Regions from separate parts of the Mus musculus genome. Here region 1 is linked to region 2. Evidence: chromatin loops called from intact Hi-C (ENCODE). Cell type or tissue: heart. All regions are shown on one strand. Each heading gives the region's core, and the rest is flanking DNA. Links, peaks and the distances in the headings are about the cores only.

Evidence for each region. Peaks named below come from ENCODE experiments on the same cell type or tissue, not always from the same donor. Only the 100,000 strongest peaks of a DNase experiment are listed, where the experiment ranks them.
Region 1: it touches region 2 in a loop (2.0-fold over the local background); 1 of 42 quality-filtered maps calls a loop at or near these places.

What each region holds. Positions count from the first base shown.
Region 1 is chr12:76,477,102-76,481,486 of GRCm38, forward strand. No RefSeq gene overlaps it. Among named protein-coding and RNA genes, the nearest start is that of Gm10451, 35 kb to the left of the region's middle. In heart, for the core only: CTCF peaks have their summits at 1,358 and 2,265; DNase peaks (open chromatin) are centred at 1,570, 1,780 and 3,230; H3K4me3 peaks cover 484 bases; H3K27ac peaks cover 545 bases.
Region 2 is chr12:76,531,316-76,535,700 of GRCm38, forward strand. Plekhg3 (pleckstrin homology domain containing, family G (with RhoGef domain) member 3) reads left to right here and starts at 2,245. Exons shown (of 19, transcript NM_153804.4): 1 at 2,245-2,503. It overlaps Mir5135 (microRNA 5135), which reads right to left and starts at 1,897; the gene lies at 1,819-1,897. In heart, for the core only: no CTCF peak of the experiment used is centred there; DNase peaks (open chromatin) are centred at 2,186, 2,676 and 3,716; H3K4me3 peaks cover 3,488 bases; H3K27ac peaks cover 2,373 bases; H3K27me3 peaks cover 397 bases.

The DNA of each region.
Region 1 (4,385 bases), core at 172-4,171, 54 kb before region 2:
AAAATGTAAAACTTCTGTAAATCAAAAATACTTTTAAGGGCTGGTGAGATGGCTCAATGGGTAAGAGCACTAACTGCTCTTCCGAAGGTCCTGAGTTCAATTCCCTGCATATGGTGGCTCACAACCATCTGTAATGATATCTGACGCCCTCCTCTGGTGTGTCAGAAGATAGCCGCAGTGTACTTATATATAATGATAAACAAATCTTTTTAAAAAATACTTTTAAGAGAAGGAAAAGGAAATCTACAGGAAGTAAGAATACAGCTGTGTCAAAATAGTTAAGATAAGATAGGCGTACAGATACTTTCTTCAAATCAATAAGATAAATAAAGGGATAAATTGACTGACTGTTCATAGAATGGGCTGTTTCCAGCAATGAAAGAGAATAGAGGGCCGTATCAAATCACCACCCGGGTGAATCTCACAGATGCAATTTAGACAGAAAGAGTGAGCGTGTCTTCCTCAGGCTGTCTTTCTTCATCTGTCATGATAGACATCAGGCTGGTAAGGAGGCTCACGAGTGTGTAAAGGTAATTGCCATGTGACCCAGAGGACCTACGTTTCATTCCCGGAATACAGAGTGACAGGAACCCATGCCTACCATGTCCTCTGATCTTTCTTTATATGTGTGCTGTGGCATGCACGCTAATAATAATAATAATAAATAACATGTGAAGGCAGTAAAATGACAAAGAATCAATAAAAGTGGAGCCATAAAGGGAAGGAACGTGAACAGGAGCCTTGTGCACACGTGGAAGGGTCACCTCTTCTGTGTTATGGCACAGAATGAAAAGAATGAAAACAGTTTTTTATATGCCAAGCCACGGAAAATTGGGGAGAGTCTTTTTTTAAAAATTGAACATCTTGCATTTTCACATACATTTCACTTTGTGTGTATGGTGATTTGCTTGCATGTCTGTCTGTGTGCCACATTTGTGCCTGGTGTGTGCCACATTTGAGGCCAGACGAGGGCATCAAGTCCCCTGGAACTGGAATTAACAGATGGTTGTAAGATGCCATGCGGGTGCTGGGAGTTGAGCCCAGGTTCTCTGATAGAGCAGCCAGTCCTTTTTACCACTGAGCCATCTCTCTAGCCACTGGAGTGGTCATTCCTGCACCAGCATTAATTACCCTACGTCACAGACAGGGCCATACACAGTTACATGGTAAGAGCAGGTAATGTCAGAGTATGCAGAACAAACAAACAGAAAACCTCTGAGGCTTCCTCCCTGAGGCTGGAGGTTGAGTGGTGGGTAGGATTTACAGAGTTCCAGGAGTGAGATCCTGCCAAGTAGACACAGAGGCAGGGGGCTGATGCTGTTGGACAACAAATTGCACAGATCCTGCAGGGGGCAGGTAATGAAGACCTGCTTCCATGGGAACCTTGTGGGGCTGTGAAGGAGAGCGACTCCTTTCTTAAAATAAAAGATCTGCCACCCTTGATCCAAAATTAGGTAAGGACTCCGTGCAGTTTCACTCGAGATGCATGCGATTCCTTTCTGCTGACAACACGGCCCATTGTCTCGTCTCTGTGTAATTACAGTATCTGCTTTTGAGAGAATTTATGGAGTCTGATGAATAGCTTAACTTTATGTCTTTCTTTAAACTCCCAGATGTTCTGACTAGATTCCAACTTCCTGAGTTCCCAGTGCTTCCCAGAGCTTCTGGTGAAGTTCTCGTCCACCCCAGGACATTCCGATTCCCCCCCCCCCCCCCCCCCGCTGAGAAATAAGAAAACAACATCGCTTCCCTGAGGGCGGTGAGCTCCATCCCTGAGCATTGGAATCTCCATTTTTGGAAAACTGTTTACCAGGGTGTAAGACTCGGAAAGGAAATGTGTCCATGAGCCTCCTGGGAAAGACTAAGACCTCAACAAGTCTGCTGCGCTCCTCAGCTTCTGAGAGGCTCGTTCTGATTAAACACCGACTTGAAATAAAAGCATATGTGCTCAGAAGTCAAGGATGTGAGGGACATAACAGAGAAATGTGCCACCAACCCCCTCAGACCAGTCCCCCAACTTTCCAGTGGCTATCAATACTTTGTCCCTTGTTTTCCTCATCACCTCTCTCGGTTTGTTTTATTTTTGTCAATAGAGCTGAAACTGGCAAACCATAACTCACTCCGTGGGCCAAATGCAGCCTGCTTCCTGCTTTATAAATAAAGCTTTACTGGAATACAGCCATGCCCACTCCTGTACATGTTATCTCTATCTGCTTTTGCTCGGCACCCCGAAGGCTGAAGAACTGTGACAAACTTGTTGCTTACAGATTCCACTAGGTGCCTCCAGGGACCTAGCAAAGGCTTATGTCATCACATGCCGCAGGGTCCAGATGCACCAGGTGTGGGATCTCCCTCTCTCTGTCCTTCTCTGTGACCCATCCTCTTTTCTCTGCCTTCATGGCTCTGCTCCTATTTGTCTGTCTGTCTACATGTCTATCCATCTGCCTCTACGCTTTCTCCAGGTCCTCCTTCCTCTCCCCTTCCCCCAATAAACCTCCTTATACCAGATCTGTTGCATGGGGTAATTATTCAGGGGCACACCTTGGCACCGGTCTGCAGGTACTCCCTCACCATAAGACAAACCATGTGGCCTTCAACAGCTAAAATGTGAGCTATTTAGTCCTTTCCAAAAAGAAAAGAAAAGAAAAGAAACTTGTCAACTCTTACATTAGAAATTTAAAGTGGGGACTGGAGAGATGGCTCAGTGATTAAGAGCACTGACTGCTCTTCCAAAGGTCCTGAGTTCAATTCCCAACAGCCACATGGTGGCTCACAACCATCTGTAATGGGTTCCGATGCCCTCTTCTGGGGTGTCTGAAGACAGCTACACTGTACTCAAATATACATAAATAAATCTTTAAAAAAGAAAGAAATGCAAAGTGACTGCTAGGCATGATGTCATCTCACAAGCATGTTCCAGGGAGATCTTGCTTTGGCACTAGAATCAAGAGCCAATGAGCTCTGAGCATTACTGTGTTCTTTTTTTGTACCCATGTCTGAGATGGCCTGAGAAACTTGGCTGCATCTGTGTAACCTCAGTAAAGCTGGCTGTGGTGCCCAGGGCTTTTCTTACCTATTGATACATAGCAAATGACGCTGAAGACTTACAGGTTTTCAAGAAGAGTAAGAATTTGTCATCTCACACAGTTCTGGCATTTGGGAGTGGCTCCGTTGAGCAGTTCTGGCTCAAGAGTCTTGGCGGGGGCTAAAGGATGTCCTCACATACTTGACAAGTTACTCTGACTGTGGGGGAGGCTTGCTTGCTACAATACAGATTCCTTCATGAGACTATTCAGGTTTCCTCACAATACAACAGACTCCCCTGAGGGCAGATGATCCCATAGACCAAGGTGGAGGTCATGATGAGGGGGACAGCCTCAGAATTTCCCTTCCCCCTTTCTGCAACAGTCAGTCATAACACACCACCTCCCAGTTCAGTGCAGAAGCGACAGCATGATGCTAGCAAGATCCACTAGGGCTTTCTTGGATGCTGGCTGCTGCATGCTGCAGTCTCAGCATGAGATTACGTCCAGAAGAAATACCAACCTGAGATCTGAGAGTTCAGGGAATGCAACAGAAGGATTTACAGAAATCTACACAAGGTACAGGTATAAGGAATTGCACTACAGAGTACCCAGTCAAATCCACCAGTTTCCCCAGTTCCCACTCCTCACAGCACTAGCCCCCCCCCCCCCCCAAAAATCTCCTTTCTGGGCCTGTGTGGTGCTTTGAAGATGCTTGGCCCAGGAAGTAGCACTATTGGAGGTGTGGCCTTGTTAGAGTAGGTGTGGCCTTGTTGGGAGAAGTGTGTCACCTTGGGAGTGGGCTTTGCAACCCTCCTCCTAGCTAACTGGAAGACAGTCTTCTCCTGGTGGCTTTTAGATGAAGATATAGAACCTTCAGCTCCTCCTGGTCCATACCAGTCTGAATGGTGCCATACTCCCACCCTGATGATAACAGACTAAACCTCTGAACCTGTAAGTCAGCTCCAATTAAATGTCCTAAATTTATAAGAGTTGCCTTGGTCATGGTATCTGTTGACAGCAGTAAAACCCTAACTAAGACAGAAGTTGGTACCAGGGACTCCAGGATTGCTGTGATAGACATGGCCATGCTTTTGTTTGGAGGAATGTAGATTGTGAGACTTTGGATTTGGAAAGCCAAGGAATGTTTTAAGTGGGGCTTAATGAACCATCCTAGGAATAGGGAAGAGATTGGTGCTGAGGATGATTTGGACTGTGCAGACCTGGCCCGGAGAAGAATGTTAGTATGTATGGCCTAGAGACTGTTATTGTGATATTTTGGAGAAGAATGTGACTGTTTTTTGCCCTTGTCTGAAGAGTCTGTCTGAGGCTGAGGTGAAGAGACTCAGATTAATTGCATTG
Region 2 (4,385 bases), core at 81-4,080:
GCTCCAGCATGGCCTTATTGAATGCTTCTTACAAGTTCTGCATAGTAAGATTACAATCTTTTCAGGAAATGGGCATATAAATTAAAGCAATTAGAAACAACTCGAGGCTTTAGAATCAAGTTCAGAATGGACTAACAAGTGTCTAGAAGGAAGTGGAGAAAGAGCTGGCTGGCTAAATGCAGTTTTCCCTGTGGGTAGAAACTCCCAGCTCTACCACCCACTAGCAGTATGACCAAGCCTCAGTTTCTCCTGTAACCGCAATTGTTCTTGTAAAATGCTCAAAGGTTAACACAGTAAGCACTCCAGTGTCGCCCCCTCAGACTACGCCCCTTGATGCAATTGATCTTGGCCAGACTGCTCCATCCTTAGAGCCTCAGTATTCTTCCTGCAAAATGGGAGTAAGTGTATTCCTGCCTTAGTGATTATAAAGTGCAGTGCACTTGGTAGCACCATTCCCTAACCATTACTATCATCAACATTTTATTTTTCTTTTCTAGCTAAGGAGCCAGTCATACATTCAAAAGTTTTAAATCTCTGGATTGGGGCTGGGGGACGTCTTTGGAAGTTGGGAGTTTAAGATTAGTAGGAAAGGACTGGTAAGATTTAACAGATTAGAGAAGAAACCAGAAACCCAGAAAGTTCGAGGTGGGAAGGAGTGGGGCTTCTCCCTTTCCCATCCCACCCCGTAGTTTTATCTCTCTCCCCCGTTCCCGGGTAATCTTGTTTCTCACCAGTGCTGTCCTCTAGTCTGCCGCTCTTCAAGCCTAACCTGTGGACTAAGTAACGTGAGCCTTACTTTCTGGCCCTCCCGCAGTCAGGAGCAAGGACTACTTTAATCTTTACTCTTCCCAGGGATCCCGTTTCAAAGTCACCTGAAAGCCATTTCCTCTCTCTCTGCCCCGCCCCTCCCCGTAAATCACTAGGTGCTTGCTTTTCCCTGGGGCAGCTTTTTTTTTTTTTTTTTTTGAGGGCAGTGGTGGAGGAGGGGATTTTATAAGCTATTTAGGATTTTCACTTGTCTACACTTGGCGGTCTAAATGCTGAGTTACTGGGGTCGATTCTCCATTCCTGTTCCAAGAACCTGGTGCCATCGTTTAACGCAGGAGTCCTACTTCTTCTGTGATCTCACACTGGGCTCCCATCTCCTACCCCTCTTCATGGTGCGTACTGGGGACAGCATCTAATGCTACCTCCCCTAAGATCTTTACCAATGAAAGATTTATTCTTAGTGAGGTGTAGTAGCGCACACCTATAATTCTAGCACTCTGGGGGATCACTCAAGAGTTCTGGGCTAGCTTGGGCTACAAAGTGTGGGCCTGTTTCAAATCAAAAAATAAAATAAAAACAATAATTAGGGCGTGGTGGTGCACACCAGTAATCCCAGCACTCCGGAGATAGAGGGTGGAGAACCATTACTCTCAAGATTACCCTCTGCCAGTCTCAGATAATTGAAATCCTGCTTCAAAAACAAAAACCACACAAAAGATTTATGTTCTTGCTCAAAATCTAACTGGTTTGTATTCTATGTGCTTGTGCTAATCATCCCCCAATTTTCCCATCCCCTAATTTCCCGGTACATGCCTTTTGTTGATAGATCGCACTCAAAATGGGGTCCACTGACATTCAGGTTCCTCGATCAGTTTTTCTCATTAACAGTCCCACTGAGCGCCGCGCCCCGCCCCGCCCCAAGTTATGCGCTTCTTATCTCTTTCTCCTCAGAAGGTAAGATTTTACAACTGTAAAGAGCCACCGAAACCTAGTTTCGGCGAGGAATTCGAGACGTGCCTTTCTGACTCAGCGGTCGTGGTGACCTGCTCCAGTAGGACCAGGACGCCCTTGCCACCTAGACCTGCGCTTCTCCTGGGAAAGTCTAGGTGGCTGGGCTCCGAGTCCTCTCTGGTCGGAACCTGGTCTGGAGGCTTTCGTTGCCCTCTCGGCGTGATATCAGGGCGGTGGCACTAGAGTAACCCCACCACGTGCGCCTTGGGATCCCAGAGTTCCAGGTGGCAAGGGGAGGCGGCCAGCGGGACCCACACGGCGGGCCACGCGCGTTAATCATTAGCCACGGCGGCCGCTGTCTACAGCGGGAGCCACAGCTCGCTCGCACCGCCGCGAAGGTTCCCCCGGGCCCCCCAGAGCCGCCAATTGCTGGATCGCAGCCGCGAGCGCAGTCTCCACCCACTGGAAACATTCCTGGTCCGCCCCTCCCTGGCTCCCTCCCTCTCCCTCTCTCTCTCCCTCCCTCCCTCCCGCCGCAGCCTGGACTCCGGCCGCAACTTCCTGCCCGGTGCTGGGGAACCGTGCGCATTTCGGGGGTCCCCCGGCGTCTGGTGCTCGCAGCGAGCAGAGGCTGGGACCGCGGGGCGGCCAGCCGTGGGCGGGAGCGGCCGGCGGCCTCTGCCGCTTCCGAGAGCGACTTTCAAACTCGAGCCCGCTTCGCGGCGCCACCTGGGCAGCCCCGCGCGCCTGGCGCGTCGCGAGCCGGCGGGGCGGCCACCGCTTGGTGAGTGTCCCTAGGTTTGCCTTTCTCTCTTTGCCCATGCTCGATTGGCTGAGTGGCAGCGCTCTGCGGAGACCCCAGGCTAGCCCTCTGTGGGATGAGGACCTGGCCCCGAGCTGCCTCGGACACACTCGGAGGAGGTTGGGTCGCGGGAAGGTCGTAAGGGGAGTCACTTTTTATCCCCACCCCGGAAACCAAAGCAGCATAGGCTTTGCAGAGTTTGAAATCCGGGCAGCTCTCGACATTCCCGCCACCCCTTCCTTGTGTGCCCTGACGCCCGTGGGCTAGTGCTTGCCTGAGACTGTGGGCTCTTCTAGAAGGACTCGCCTCTGGTCCCGCCAGCCCAGGAGTGCGCAGGCACTCAGTCTGTTCTGGGTTGGTGCCACACCGTGCTTCTGGGAATCTCAGCTGCATGTCCAGGAGGATTAGAGTGGGTGTCAGAAGCCAAGTGTCCAGGAGCTGCAAATCTAGAGCCCCTTGATGCTGCCCCTAACAGCCTCTCCTTCACTCCCTTCAACTGGTTTGGTTATTCACACCCTTCTCTCAGACCTTTGATTTGGGAAGCTTCAAGCTTCAGTCGTTCAAGATGCTCCTTTGGTGGTAACGATTTATTCTGCGGCTACTTTTGAAAACAAAGGGGGGAAAAAAAAACCGGAACAAGCCGCATGATGGTTGGAGGGTGGAGAAAGCGGCGCTGCGAGGTGGTGCTAAAAGTTGGGTGAGAGTATATCGTCTAGAGTCGCTAAACTCTTGGTAGATTAAGGGCTGTTAAGATTGTTAACCCTCCCAGCAACCGATCAGTACTAGAGCACCTTACAGAGAACCCTAGTCTTAGGGTTCCCAGTCTTCCAAACTGTGCTTGTTCAAGAGTGCATTCCAGTCACAATGAACCCTTCAGAAATAATTAGTGTGGAGTAAAATGACAGCCTGAGAGGGAGAGGCGATGTTCCCTGCTGTGCCTGGCCTTCCCCAGTCCCTCTGCTAAACTGGAATCTTGTGTTATAGATGCTCAGCATAAAACCTAGGGACTAAATACCAGAAAGCCAACTGTGGCGCTGCTGTTATTCCTTATGGTTCTGGGCTCACTGGATGGCTCACAGACCCCATCTCTCATGTAGACAGACTACTAAATGCCTGCTTGCCTCTGCTGGCCGCACTCTCTGGACTTTCCCGCTGGTGCTGGAAATCCGCTTTCACCCCTTCACTTAGTCTGGGCTGATAAGGGTGGTAGTCTGTTTTAGAGTGGCCTTGGGGCTTTTCTATTGACTTTTTATCAGAGGTGGCCCGACTAGGAGAGTGGGAAGACCACTGGGCTGAGAGTCCGACAGGATTTTTGCTAGAGGTTTAATGCTGGCTGTATTGCGTCACATCAGAGACTGATCGGGTCTGAGGCTTTTTTTCTTACATGATTGGCCTGAAGCCAGATCTCACCCTCTCCTCACTCACTTATCTTTTCTGACTCAGTTTCCATACAGAGCAGCCTTTTTTCTTTATAGGGGATGTGGTAACAATAAAGGGGAGAAGGGTGTATGAGAAGTAGTCCATAAACTCCTATCAAAAAAAAAAAATAGCTGTGTAGTGGCTACAAGGAGCCCTTACATGTTTGCTGGTTATACCCCATGTGTGACACAGGAGATGGTGGACACCAGGAGCCAATTGTGGCAGTTTACACTCTCTCTGGCTTGTAATATCATAGTCCCAGAGTAAATATTGACTTTACCAAACCCGCTGCTATCTCAGGGTCACCGTGTTTATGCTTAGAACAGGCCAAAGGCCACGGCCTGAGCGATGGCCAGACCCGGAGGGAAGGGAGGAAGGTGCTGGTCCCAGATGTAGGGCTTGCTATTCCCACCCCACTCACCACCCTGTACAGGTTCTGGTCCTG